2 separate regions of the Mus musculus genome follow, and region 1 is linked to region 2. A link is a loop called in an ENCODE intact Hi-C map of the cell type or tissue named here. Cell type or tissue: left cerebral cortex. All regions are shown on one strand. Each heading gives the region's core, and the rest is flanking DNA. Links, peaks and the distances in the headings are about the cores only.

Region 1 (5,539 bases), core at 403-5,402, 95 kb after region 2:
CTCCAGCAGGGGCATTCAAAGGGCAGCCTCTCTTTGAAAGACATGCATAAAAGTCCATCTTCCCTCCTTTGTGGATAACAGGGAATGGTATTGTTACAGGGGACTGAGAAGGTGTATATATGTACATACCTGTGGTATAGGCTTGGGAGGTGGAGACAGGAGGATCAGAATGTAATCAAGATCGTCCTCCTCTGGATAGTGTGTTGGATTCTAGCCTGAGCTACATGAGACCTCATCTGAAAACAAAACAAAAACCCAAATAAACCAAACCAAACCAAAAAACAAACAAACAAACAAACAACAAACAGTGGCTGGAAAGATGGCTCAGCAGGTAAGAGTGCTCACTGTCCTTTCAGAGAGCTTGAGTTCTGTCTCTGATGCTCATATAGAATGGTTCACAACCACCTGCAGCTCCTGCTCCAGCTTCAGCAGATCCAGTCAATGCCCTCTTCTGACCTCCAAGAGTATATGCATTCATGTGGTATATACCCACACCCATACATAGAAACAATAGTAAAGGAAAAACCCAAATCGACAAACAAACAAACCCAAACAACATAAAAGAGCATAACGGAATTCATTCAGGATATATACATGGCCTAACATTTATTTTCAAATAGAATGTATGTAATAAAAATAAATATCAAAATAGAGGGCATATATATCACATAGAACCTTTCTAGGGAGCATCCTTCTCAGGACGTCACGACTGTCAAATCACATGGTCCTCTCTAGTGTTAGCTATTGTCCCCCTTTACAGACGGACACAGAGAAGACATTTGTCCCGGGTCCCACAGGGTGTAAATGGCAGAGCCAAGAGTCAGCTCTGGCTTCTGACTCTGCAAGCCAGGAGTCACCCACCTTGCACCTGTCCAGGGGCGGCACACCGTGGCTCTCGCTCTGCTCCAAAGCAGCACCCTGGCAGCCATGGCTGCACGCCTCCTTTTCCTTAGGCACTTCTCAGCTAACCATCAGCAGGCATATCTTGTCTGCTCTTTGTCTGACCCTGTTCAGGTTGTTGCCAATCCCGGAGCACTTTGTCCTTTTTAATAATGTCGTCCTGAGGTCAACTTTGCCTCCTCCCATTGCCACATCAGCCTTTGTGTGTGTGTGTGTGTGTGTGTGTGTGTGTGTACAGCTCTCTCCAAGAGCCCCGTCTCTGTGCCAGTTGTTACAGTTGCTTTAAACACTCGGATGTATCATGTTTTCCACGCTTATGTTGAAGCAGGACACGTGTCTCTTCCTCTGAGTGCTAAAGGCCAGGGATGAACATAATAGACAGTAGTAACCTCACCTTTCCAGAAACACTGAGCTAGAAGAGCAGGTCCACTTGCCCTTTGGCATTGACTCCTCCCTCCCAGTACGAAGAGGGCACAATGTGACAGGTGGTGAATATCCATCCATTTGTGTACTTAGACAAGTGCCTACTATCTCCTTAGGCCCCGTGATAAGTGACGAGGATATCTTGAGCCATCAGACGCTCACTCAGTCACCACCGCAGTTAGGGCTTTCCACGCATCTCGGACTGATGGTCCCCAGCATTCTGACTGCAGATGTATTAAAGGCCAGGAGAAGCGCTGTGCCAGGGAACTGAAGCTGACAGAGGGCAGTGGCCAGGAGTGGCAGGCAGCCAGAAGTAAACAAGGAAGACCAGACTCTAGACACACGTGCCACAGCCACTGCGGAGTCTGGGTGAGGTCGCCCATGCCACATGGGCACAAGCATGGAGTAGGTGACCAGTGGAGCCTCCTCAGGAGTGGAGTTGGTTTGGGATTGGAGCTGGCACACTTGCGAGTCAGAACTCTAGGGGTTCAGCGCCGAGATGCTGGTGTCTGCCTTCCGATCCTGGCACTGTTGTTCATGTGTGTCACCTTGAGCAAGTCCCTTAACCTCCTCAGAGCTCACTTTCTCATCAATGAAACGAGTTTCCAATAACCTCAGGGTTAAGTGCCTGGACAGCTTCCTAGAGCAGTGGCGAGCACAGAAAAATATCCGGGAGAGGAGACTGTGAACCACGCTGCTCACACTTCGTGGGGTCCTCCGGCCTCCCCGGGGTCTTAGCATCCGCCAATCTTTTCCAAGGAACCCAGTCCTAGCCTATTAAGGGCGCGCCCTGCTTTGATAGATTTATTTGCTTGCTTGGGCGGAGCTTGGAGCACAACGAGGAGGAGGCGGCCGCGGAGGCGGAGAGCGCAGAGAAAGGGAAGCCACCCGGGGGCAGCAGGCGAGACAGGCGGGGCCGGGGAGGAGTCAAAGCGGGTTCCAGGGGCCGGGCGCTGAGCGCAACGAGTGCCTTGGGCGGCGGAGACAAGGGCGGGGGCGACGCTTGGCGGCCAATGGAGCACGGCGCTACCGCAAGGGCGGTGCAGGAACCCCGGCCGCTGACAGTCAAAGTCGCCAACTCCGCCCTCGTACCCGCGGGATCCCGGAGCCGGAGCCCGAGCCCGAGCGGGGCCGAGGCCGCCCAAGGCGCGCTGCGAGCGAGCGAATATGGCAGCAGAATGAGGAGCCTGGCGCCGGGTGGTGTCCGCCGCTGCGGTGCTGCTGCTCGGGATCGGCGCCTGGTACACTACGAGCCTCATCCTTAGTCGGCCTCCGGGTGGCCTCTGGGTTCCATTCGTTACCAAGGACTTGGGGAAAAAGAAGATCCGCAGCCCACAGAGGGTGGTGAAGCGGGAGCGCCATCCGGGAGAGAGATTCTGCCGGGATGAGCCGGCCATGGGGCGGCCTCCGCGGGGCGCACGGAGCCGGCCGGCGCTGCGGCGGGAGCGCTGCCTGAGCCCGGGCTCCACGGGGCTTCGGGGCCTCGTGCGTCCTGGCGGAGTCCCTGCCGCTGTCTCCGGGAAGGACACGAGCCCCGAGTGGCGGGCACTGCAGCAGTCACCGCGCTGAGGCTCCCGGAGCCTGCAGGGTCTGTGGTTCGGTGCGCTGTCACGCCACCGCACTCGGGCGCCTTGCCCGGGGCTCGGCGGCTAGCGCAGCGCAGCGAGGTCGGTCGAGGAGCCGGGGACTGCGGGACCGGCCGGAGAGGCGTGTGCGCCGGTGTTCGACTGGAGATCCCGGCAGCAGCAGAACCGGGCGGACCTGAGCAGCCATGCTTCCCGGGGTGGGCGTGTTCGGCACCAGCCTCACAGCCCGAGTCATCATCCCGCTGCTGAAAGATGAGGGCTTCGCGGTGAAGGCGCTGTGGGGCCGCACGCAGGAAGAAGCCGAGGAGCTGGCCAAGGAGATGAGCGTTCCTTTCTACACCAGCCGCATCGACGAGGTGCTCCTGCACCAGGATGTGGACTTGGTGTGCATCAACCTGCCGCCGCCGCTCACTAGGCAGATCGCTGTCAAAACCCTGGGTGAGCGACCCCTCCCCCAGCCCTCTCTTCTTTAGCTCGGCTCTTCGCTTCTCTCCAATTGGACATATCCCAGGAATCCCAAACCCAAGCTTGTTAGTCCCAGCTTTCCCCTTTCCAGTCGGTGGCCTCCCCCACCTCCACGCTTCGCTCCTGATACCAGCTGGAAGCGCATCCCCACGTGTGTGGTGCGGAGGCTAGAATAGGCTTGGATTCTAGGTATAGGAACCGAATGGGTCAGATACAGAAGACCGGTTGCTGTTCCAGGAGGGAAACTCGGTACCCAGCTGTATACGTTAGTTAGTGCTCTGGTGTGTGGGTGCGCGTGCGTCTGGAAAAGGAGAGCGCGTGGCCAGGAACCCTTGAATAAAGGGCCGCACACGTGGTGGCAGGGTTTTTCCTGGGTGTACCTGTTTGTGAGCAGCTGTGGCACCCAGTTTGGATCGTTTTGTTTCCCTCCACAGTAAGTGAGTTTACTGTGAGATTAGAGAACTGACAGCTGGCTGGAATTATCTCTTCTGCTCTGGAAGGAAGCAAGTGAGAGTGGGCGGGTCTATCAGAACACTCTCAGATGTGTCAGAGGTTAGTAAAGATTGTAATTTAACCTTTGGGCACAGTCTCCCAGGAGTGGGTGTCTACTCTAGTTGAGAATTATATACCTTGTATTCTTCCGAGATGAAAATTGTGGTTTCAAAGGCAAGGATGCTTTGTGTGTGTGGAGGGGGCCGGGGTGGGAGGGGGAAGCCAGACGCTGCAGTTTCCTTTGGAAACGTGCGATGGCACCTCCGTATTTTGCCTCGGGAATATTCCAGAGACACATTGTGTTTACAAGCAGGCTGGGGCTTCTTTCTGGGCTCAAACGAGTGTCTTGAGCAAGTCTGTTCATCAGCAGTTCCCTTCCATACCTAAACCAACCACGCTCGGCTATTCCCAGGCGTTTCATACTTACCCTTGGAAGCCAGGGTTACTGAAGTGGAGAAAAAGCTCCTAACAAACTAGGTTGGAGAAATTCTAACGTAGGGGCTACCGGTCTTTTCTTTACTGTATTTAATGTATTAAGCTTCTGGCTTTTGGAGCCTGGCTTCTTTAGTTTTGAACTGAATTCTATTGACTTTTAGCCAATGTTTCTTTTCTGTTTCACTGCTAGTTTATACTAGTTGTTTACACTGGATTTGTTTGTCAAGTAGGCGATTAAAAAGTTAGAGTATAAAACCTATTAGGGCAATTTCTATACCATGGGTTCCTCTTAAGCCCCATCTATGCTAAAGGCTTGGGTCTGGTCCGATTTGAAAGCTTGTTGGAGCATTCTTCTCCCCTCTCCGGTGGCATCTCTATAGGACAGGCCCTTGGAGCAACCCCACAACAGGGGGATACCAATTACAGAGCAAGAATGCTCTGATGGTCTCTGGTACTTACTATCATTGTTGTTTGGGGCGGGGTCTCGTGTATCCTAGGCTGTCCTTCAACTCCCTGCTTAGCTGAGGGCGGCCTTGAACTTCTGATCCTCCTGACTCTACTTCCTGAGTGCTGAGATTCCATCCCTAGTTTATTTGGTTCTGGGGATCAGACCCAGGGCTTCTTGCCTGTTAGGCAACTACTTCACTGATTGAGCCACACTTCCAGCCTTTATCTCATACTTTGGCCGCCGAAGCGTTTAGGGATGTGGACCATTGTTATACTTTTCTGGATACTTCTGTGATGGTGGTGGCGGCAGTGGTGATGATGTTGCCTGTGTGAGGACTTGGGGTGTTGCACCATGGTAGAATACCTGACTGGTAGGCACGGGCATCTGGTTTCAACTCTCAGCACTGGAGAAGAGAATCCATATAAGTTCTTGTTTTGTACTGACAGGGCTGAAGTTAGTTCCTCTTCAGAGCAAAAGCATGGGAGGCTCTGTTAGCTAGGTTTACCAAGTGTGAGAAGGGAACAGCCCTGGGCTTATCCTTTCACCGTGGGCTGTAGGCATTCTTCCTTTCCTTTTGAGTTTGTTTGCCCGAGATTCAAGGCAGTCCGTGATTATGGGAAATGCAGAGGCACTGGACTGAATTTCAAAATGGTTGCACAGGTGTTAAGACTTCACTGCAGACTTAGGAGGCTTCTTTCGATTGTACCTTCGAGGCTGCTCCTGACTGGCTTCTCAGTCACGGTTAAGAGGTTCTGCACACATAACACAGGAAGTGGAAAACCCCAAACAG
Region 2 (5,539 bases), core at 179-5,178:
GCATAACTCTGTAGTGTATGGTGCTGGGGACAGTCAACCCAAGGTGGCTCCCATACACTACGTACGTACTGTACCACTTGGCCAACATCCTTAACCCAACTTTTTCCGTCCTTAAGGTGGATGGGGTTAGGGTGGTGTCAAACTCAGGGCCTCACAGAAACAAGGCAGGGACTGTACTTTATGACTCCTAACGCCTACATGATCTCACTTTGTTACTATCAAAACTGATACTTTTCTACAAGTAAACCAATACTATCAACTACATGGAAACTGCATCCCACGGGGAAAACGGAACAAAACTCATTACCCGACAGACTGCACTTTCTGTACTTTAACTTTCTTGGAGTTTCTTCCTTTTGCATGCTGTTCACTTTTCTTTTTCAAATTAACTGAAAAAATAAGATCCACTTTGTAAGTAGTATTTATATAAATTAACACCTAATGGAAGTTACTCACTTTGGTGACCACCTATCATGTGAGTACAGGTTTTATTTTGAAGAAAATAGTGGAAAACAGGCTTAAGCCAACTTTGGCCAGGCCTAAGGACCACAAATAACCAAAAATTTCTGCAAGTGCACTTTACCATTACATGAAGTTACTTAACCAAGGACAAGTCATACCTTTTACGTTTTCTGGTGATTTCTTTATGCTGCGGGAGGAAAAAAAAAAAAAACGAAAGATGGGACTGGCAGGCAATAGAGAGTACTCAAAACAAGTATCCAAGATCCTCTCTCGATTTCATGACCCCTGCCCTTAATCTTTCCTCACTGAGCCACACAGCGCTGCCACAACTCCCAGTCATTTGACTAGTATGGAGTGTCCTCAGAACTTAAATTTGAGCACTGTTAATAGAAACTCAGAACTGTTAACTTAGCATTCCAAAGATCAAGTAAAGGCTGGTGCTAGTCTCACAGTATTGAGAAACTAGATTTAGACAACAGTTTGGACCCTGGAGACCAAGGATGAGTTCCAGGTACCTACGGAGTGACTAAACTGCCTGGAAGAGAAAGCACAGAGGCCTGTACAGATGGGAAGTTATGGAGGAGGGAGCGAGAAGAAAGGGTCCACACTTGACCTCGGGTAGGAAAGAGAAGGACCTCACCTAAAAGCACAAACATCTGCTTATATACCTCATGGATTAAAGATCTGAATAATTATGGAAAGTAACCAACAATTTGGAACTACTATTCTGATTTAAAAGAAAAAAGACTTGAGAAGTTAGAATGTTCTAAGGTCAGGTGTGGTGGTGCACACCTTTAATCCCAGCACCAAGAGGCAGAGGCAGGCAAATCTGTGTTTGAGGTCAGCCTGGTCTACAGAGCAAGAGTTACATGACAGTCAGGGCTACTGAAACCCTGTCTAGAAAAACAAAAAGAATGTACCAAGGAGTGAATTCAGCAGGGCGTAAACTCAAGCTTTGGGTTTGAAGCACTGGCAACACGGCTGCTAAACGAAATGAGGAACAGAGAAAGGGGTGGCGGCAGGTAGAGCAAGCTAAAGGAAAGTCTGGGTTTAAGTTCCTGCTGCAACACTAAATGTTCTCAGTCACTTACTTACCATCTATCTTGCTAGACAAAGTTGAGGAACTCCAAAAGCACTGTGTAGCTTTTAAGTTTGGGGAGAATTTCTTAGGGTCTACAGACTTTATGCACGTAGAAACTGCAATACTTACTCGGCCTCTGAAGCTGTAGTTAGCTGCTCTAATACAGCATCTGGAAGCAGCTTTCTTTTCTTTGGGGATAAAGACATTTGATGACAAGTTAAAGTGAGGTACAGGTATGCCTGGAGATAACTTCTAACGTTACTCATTTCGAACAGTCCTGAATTCGGGCCAATCTGTGAATACGTCCCTGCTGCCTCTAAACCGACAACATTAAGACTGGATTTAGAAAGCCCAATACAGGCCGGACATGGTGGCGCACGCCTTTAATCCCAGCACTCAGGAGGCAGAGGCAGGCGGATTTCTGAGTTCGAGGCCAGCCTGGTCTACAAAGTGAGTTCCAGGACAGCCAGGGCTATACAGAGAAACCCTGTCTCGGAAGAAAAAAAAAAAAAAAAAAAAAAAAAAGAAAAGAAAAGAAAGCCCAATACATTCCCTGTCATTTTACCCAAAGTAGCTCAACGTTCAAGTATCCCGGCTACTAACTGAAAGGTATTTAGGTATGGCCACTCGAAATCAGATCTCTGGGGTGCGAAAAAAGAAATCATTAGCTCCAGCCTAGAATTTTAAAAACTCAAGCAAACCTCACCACCTCTGGAAGCCTGTAAGACCTACTGTCAGGGATAGATGAGTGTCAGTGCTTCCACGCCTACTTTGAATTACGGCAGACTCCAAGAAACGCCAATGGCCCTTGCACCTCTCCAGTACCCTATCCTTTAAGGAGCTTTTAGCAAGGGAACTCTAGCCCCGGCCGAGTTTACATAAGCGACAAGTCCCGCGTCCAACCTTCTGTTCGATGAACAGCTCCTCGCGCCGTTTCCTCTTCTCCTTCAACAGCGTTTTATCCCTGGAAGGAAAGGAGTCGGGTCAGCGCCGGCCGAGCCTGGGGAGTCCCGAGGCGCCAACATTCCCGGGCGCTGCACCTGCGAGCACTCGCGCGCACGCGCAGCTCCTCCTCCCGGGCTTCCGCCTGGGCGCTGGCGAAAGTCAGCTCCTCCGGGGCTTCGTCGTCCGCGTCCTCCTCCTCGTCCAGGGGCTCGGCGGCCGCGCCACTGCTAGGCTGCGCGAGCAGCAGGCCGTGCTCCGCCTCCTCCTCCTCCGAGGCCGCCTGGTCCTCGTCCACCATCGCCTCAGCCGGCGCGGGAATACGCGACAAGCGGGGCCGGAGCTGCACCATGGCAAACGGAAAGGCGGCTGTCTGACCCTTGACCCGGAAGCAGCCGTGCGCGGTGCGCGCTCTCTACGCCCTCTGCTGGTTCGGAGGCCGCGAAACGTGCTGAGGCGCGTGCGCGGGAGGGCGGGGCTTTTCATGGCTGAGACGGGGGGGGGGGGTAAGAGGGCGTGGTTTCGTGCTGCTAGGTGTCGCCGCCTTTTTTTTTTTTTTTTTTTTTTTTTCTCCCCCAGGTTGCTTAGATCTATGGAACAGAGGCAAGGGTATAATAAATAACGAAATAAATGACCATCGTTGCTTGTGAGATGCATCCCTGTATGTATTGTGTACGACCCACCCCCATCACCACCCCCACCCCCTCCAACCCTTGCAATCCTCTGCCCATATATTTTTTGGGAATACATGGCCCACGTGATGTCTTTTACCAGCTATACAGTAGGAAATGATTCTTCATTCCCTAATCTATCCGTGCACTTGGATGAGCTGTCCTCTCTGATATGTGTTCCCCTACGCAGAACGGTTGACTTTCAACGTCCCACCCAGAGACCATGGCATGTTTAGTTACACTATTCTCTAAATACTCAAGTCACCTGGCTGTTGCTTCTACCATTCTAAAGTCATTGATTTCTAATGTCACACTATATGTTCGACAAATGGTTAGTTAACATATATACTTCCTACTTCTAAACCTTATCCCCCCCCCCCTCTTGTTTAGAAGCAGTTTCCAATTTAAAAAGAACAAATAAGTGTGGATAAAAAGATCAAAACAAGGCCTGTAGGTGGTGGTGCATGCCTTTCATCCTAGTGGTGCGGGGCAGAGGCAGGAGGAACTCTTGTGAGTCTAGGCCAGCCTGGTCTATGGAGTGAGTTCCAGGAAAGCCAAGGCTACACAGAGAAACCCTGTCTCAGAAACAAAACAAAACAAGAACTGCTAGAGACATCGTAGGCAGAGAAGGATGGGGAGGGTGGCTCTGAAACGTCTGGGCTCGGTCAGATAGAAAATACAAATGAAAAACATTCTCTGAGTCCGGCAGAGTAGTGCACGCCTGAAATCCCAGCACTCGGGAAGCCGAAGCAAGAACATCTTAAAGTCTGGGCCAGCCTGAACTAAAGTGAAACCTATTGCAAGAAAACAAATGTTTGCATCAGCAGACCCCTACAGTAACTAGCATTGAGAGAGGTTAAACTGAAGCCCGGTGACAACCTACCAAAAGCATGTGATGGTCCATACGTGTAGATGCCGCATTAAAGTGTCACAGAGGGCAGGAGAGACGGCTCGGCAGTTAAGAGAACTTCAACTTACTGCTTGCTCTTCCAGAGAACCTTAGTTCAGTTTCTAGTACCTATGTCAAGCAGCACACAACCACTTTTTTTTGTTGTTTTGTTTTGTTTTGTTTTTCGAGACAGGGTTTCTCTGTGTAGCCCTAGCAGTCCTGGAACTCACTTTGTAGACCAGGCTGGCCTTGAACTCAGAAATCCTCCTGTCTCTGCCTCCAGAGTGCTGGGATTAAAGGCGTGCGCCACCACCGCCCGCTACATAACCACTTATGACTAGTTCCAGGGGCTCCAAGGGCTTTGGCCCCTGCAGTACGCATAGCCATTGCATACAGACAGACACACAGACACACACCTTGGAAAGGTATCACTGAAATTATAACTAGCTCCCTAGCTTCAGCTTACCACCTCCAGTGTGACCCTCATGCTGCCTGGCTACTTCTCCAGACTCCCAATTGGTCAGATAATCTATCTCCTTCACGCAAAGGACTTTTAGGATTTGTTACAAATGACTGTCACCTATGGTACACGCAACTCTCCCTTGTTGCCTGCGGTAGATCATTTTAAATGTCAACATGGTTGGACTAACAAACACCTGTGGGGAGCCACGAAGTCCTGAGTAAATGAGTATTGTTGACATGGGTCCAGCCACGTCAGTGTCAAGGACCCTGATGCCCCAGTGGCAAAGCTTTCCCTGGGTCAGGTTCAGGGAAATGGCAAAGGCTTCCTGTGCCAATGTTGGCAGTGTGTGCAAAAACTAGCAAGGGCAGCTCCTTCCTCGTGGGCGACTACAACCTGAAATGGCTCCCCTCCAGTCTTCCCATAGAGACTTCTGAACCCCTATTCCTTCTGCTACCCATAATAAACTTGCTGAGTCCCCGAGTTGCATAGGACGTGGCCTCCATCCAAGTGACGCAACCCACCCGACCCCAGCTTTTCTGCATGCCTTTCTGGCATTTGTTCCGATGTCTGTCACCTCTTCGTTTCCAACTTGCTGTCTTCAGCTTTCCAGTACCCGGCTATGCCGGGTTCGGCAAACACCTAACGCAACAGTGAGGCACACCTTTTCCATGTGCCTGCTGGTTCCCAGAGAGGATTCGCTGAGGAAGAAATACCCTGAATGGGAGGAGCGGACTGTAGTCTTAGGGAACCGGGAAAGCGAATGGAGTACTGGAAGTCCCTGGCTCTGCTTCCTGCGCAGCCGCAGACCAAGCCATTCCCTCCCCCAGGTCTTCCTTGCTGAGATGCCTTCCTCTGAACTGTGAGCCGAGACATGATGGACCTTTCTTTCATTCTTTTAAGTTTTCTCGGGTACTTTGGTCATAGCCACGTAACTAGGGACAGAAACCCAAGATATTAAAGCAAATGGATTTCTGAAGGGGCTGAGGGGAGGCGGACCAGGTCCATAGTTACCTGGAGAACTGACTGGATCC

The links. Peaks named below come from ENCODE experiments on the same cell type or tissue, not always from the same donor. Only the 100,000 strongest peaks of a DNase experiment are listed, where the experiment ranks them.
Region 1: a loop joins it to region 2, with 2.4 times the contacts of the local background. A loop is called at or near these places in 6 of 42 quality-filtered maps.

What each region holds. Positions count from the first base shown.
Region 1 is chr13:43,301,053-43,306,591 of GRCm38, reverse strand. Gfod1 (glucose-fructose oxidoreductase domain containing 1) reads left to right here and starts at 2,420. Exons shown (of 2, transcript NM_001033399.4): 1 at 2,420-3,347. The coding sequence starts at 3,095. It overlaps Gm52047 (a long non-coding RNA gene), which reads right to left and starts at 1,108. Exons shown (of 3, transcript XR_003950636.1): 1 at 862-1,108; 2 at 130-236. In left cerebral cortex, for the core only: CTCF peaks have their summits at 2,106 and 2,305; DNase peaks (open chromatin) are centred at 3,383, 3,393, 3,646, 4,129 and 5 more places; H3K4me3 peaks cover 3,836 bases; H3K27ac peaks cover 3,747 bases.
Region 2 is chr13:43,395,703-43,401,241 of GRCm38, reverse strand. It overlaps Nol7 (nucleolar protein 7), which reads right to left and starts at 2,866. Exons shown (of 8, transcript NM_023554.2): 1 at 2,584-2,866; 2 at 2,447-2,507; 3 at 1,673-1,731; 4 at 621-649; 5 at 308-389. The coding sequence starts at 2,837. In left cerebral cortex, for the core only: a CTCF peak has its summit at 2,896 (motif pointing left); DNase peaks (open chromatin) are centred at 2,655, 2,846, 3,378, 4,435 and 1 more place; H3K4me3 peaks cover 1,592 bases; H3K27ac peaks cover 899 bases.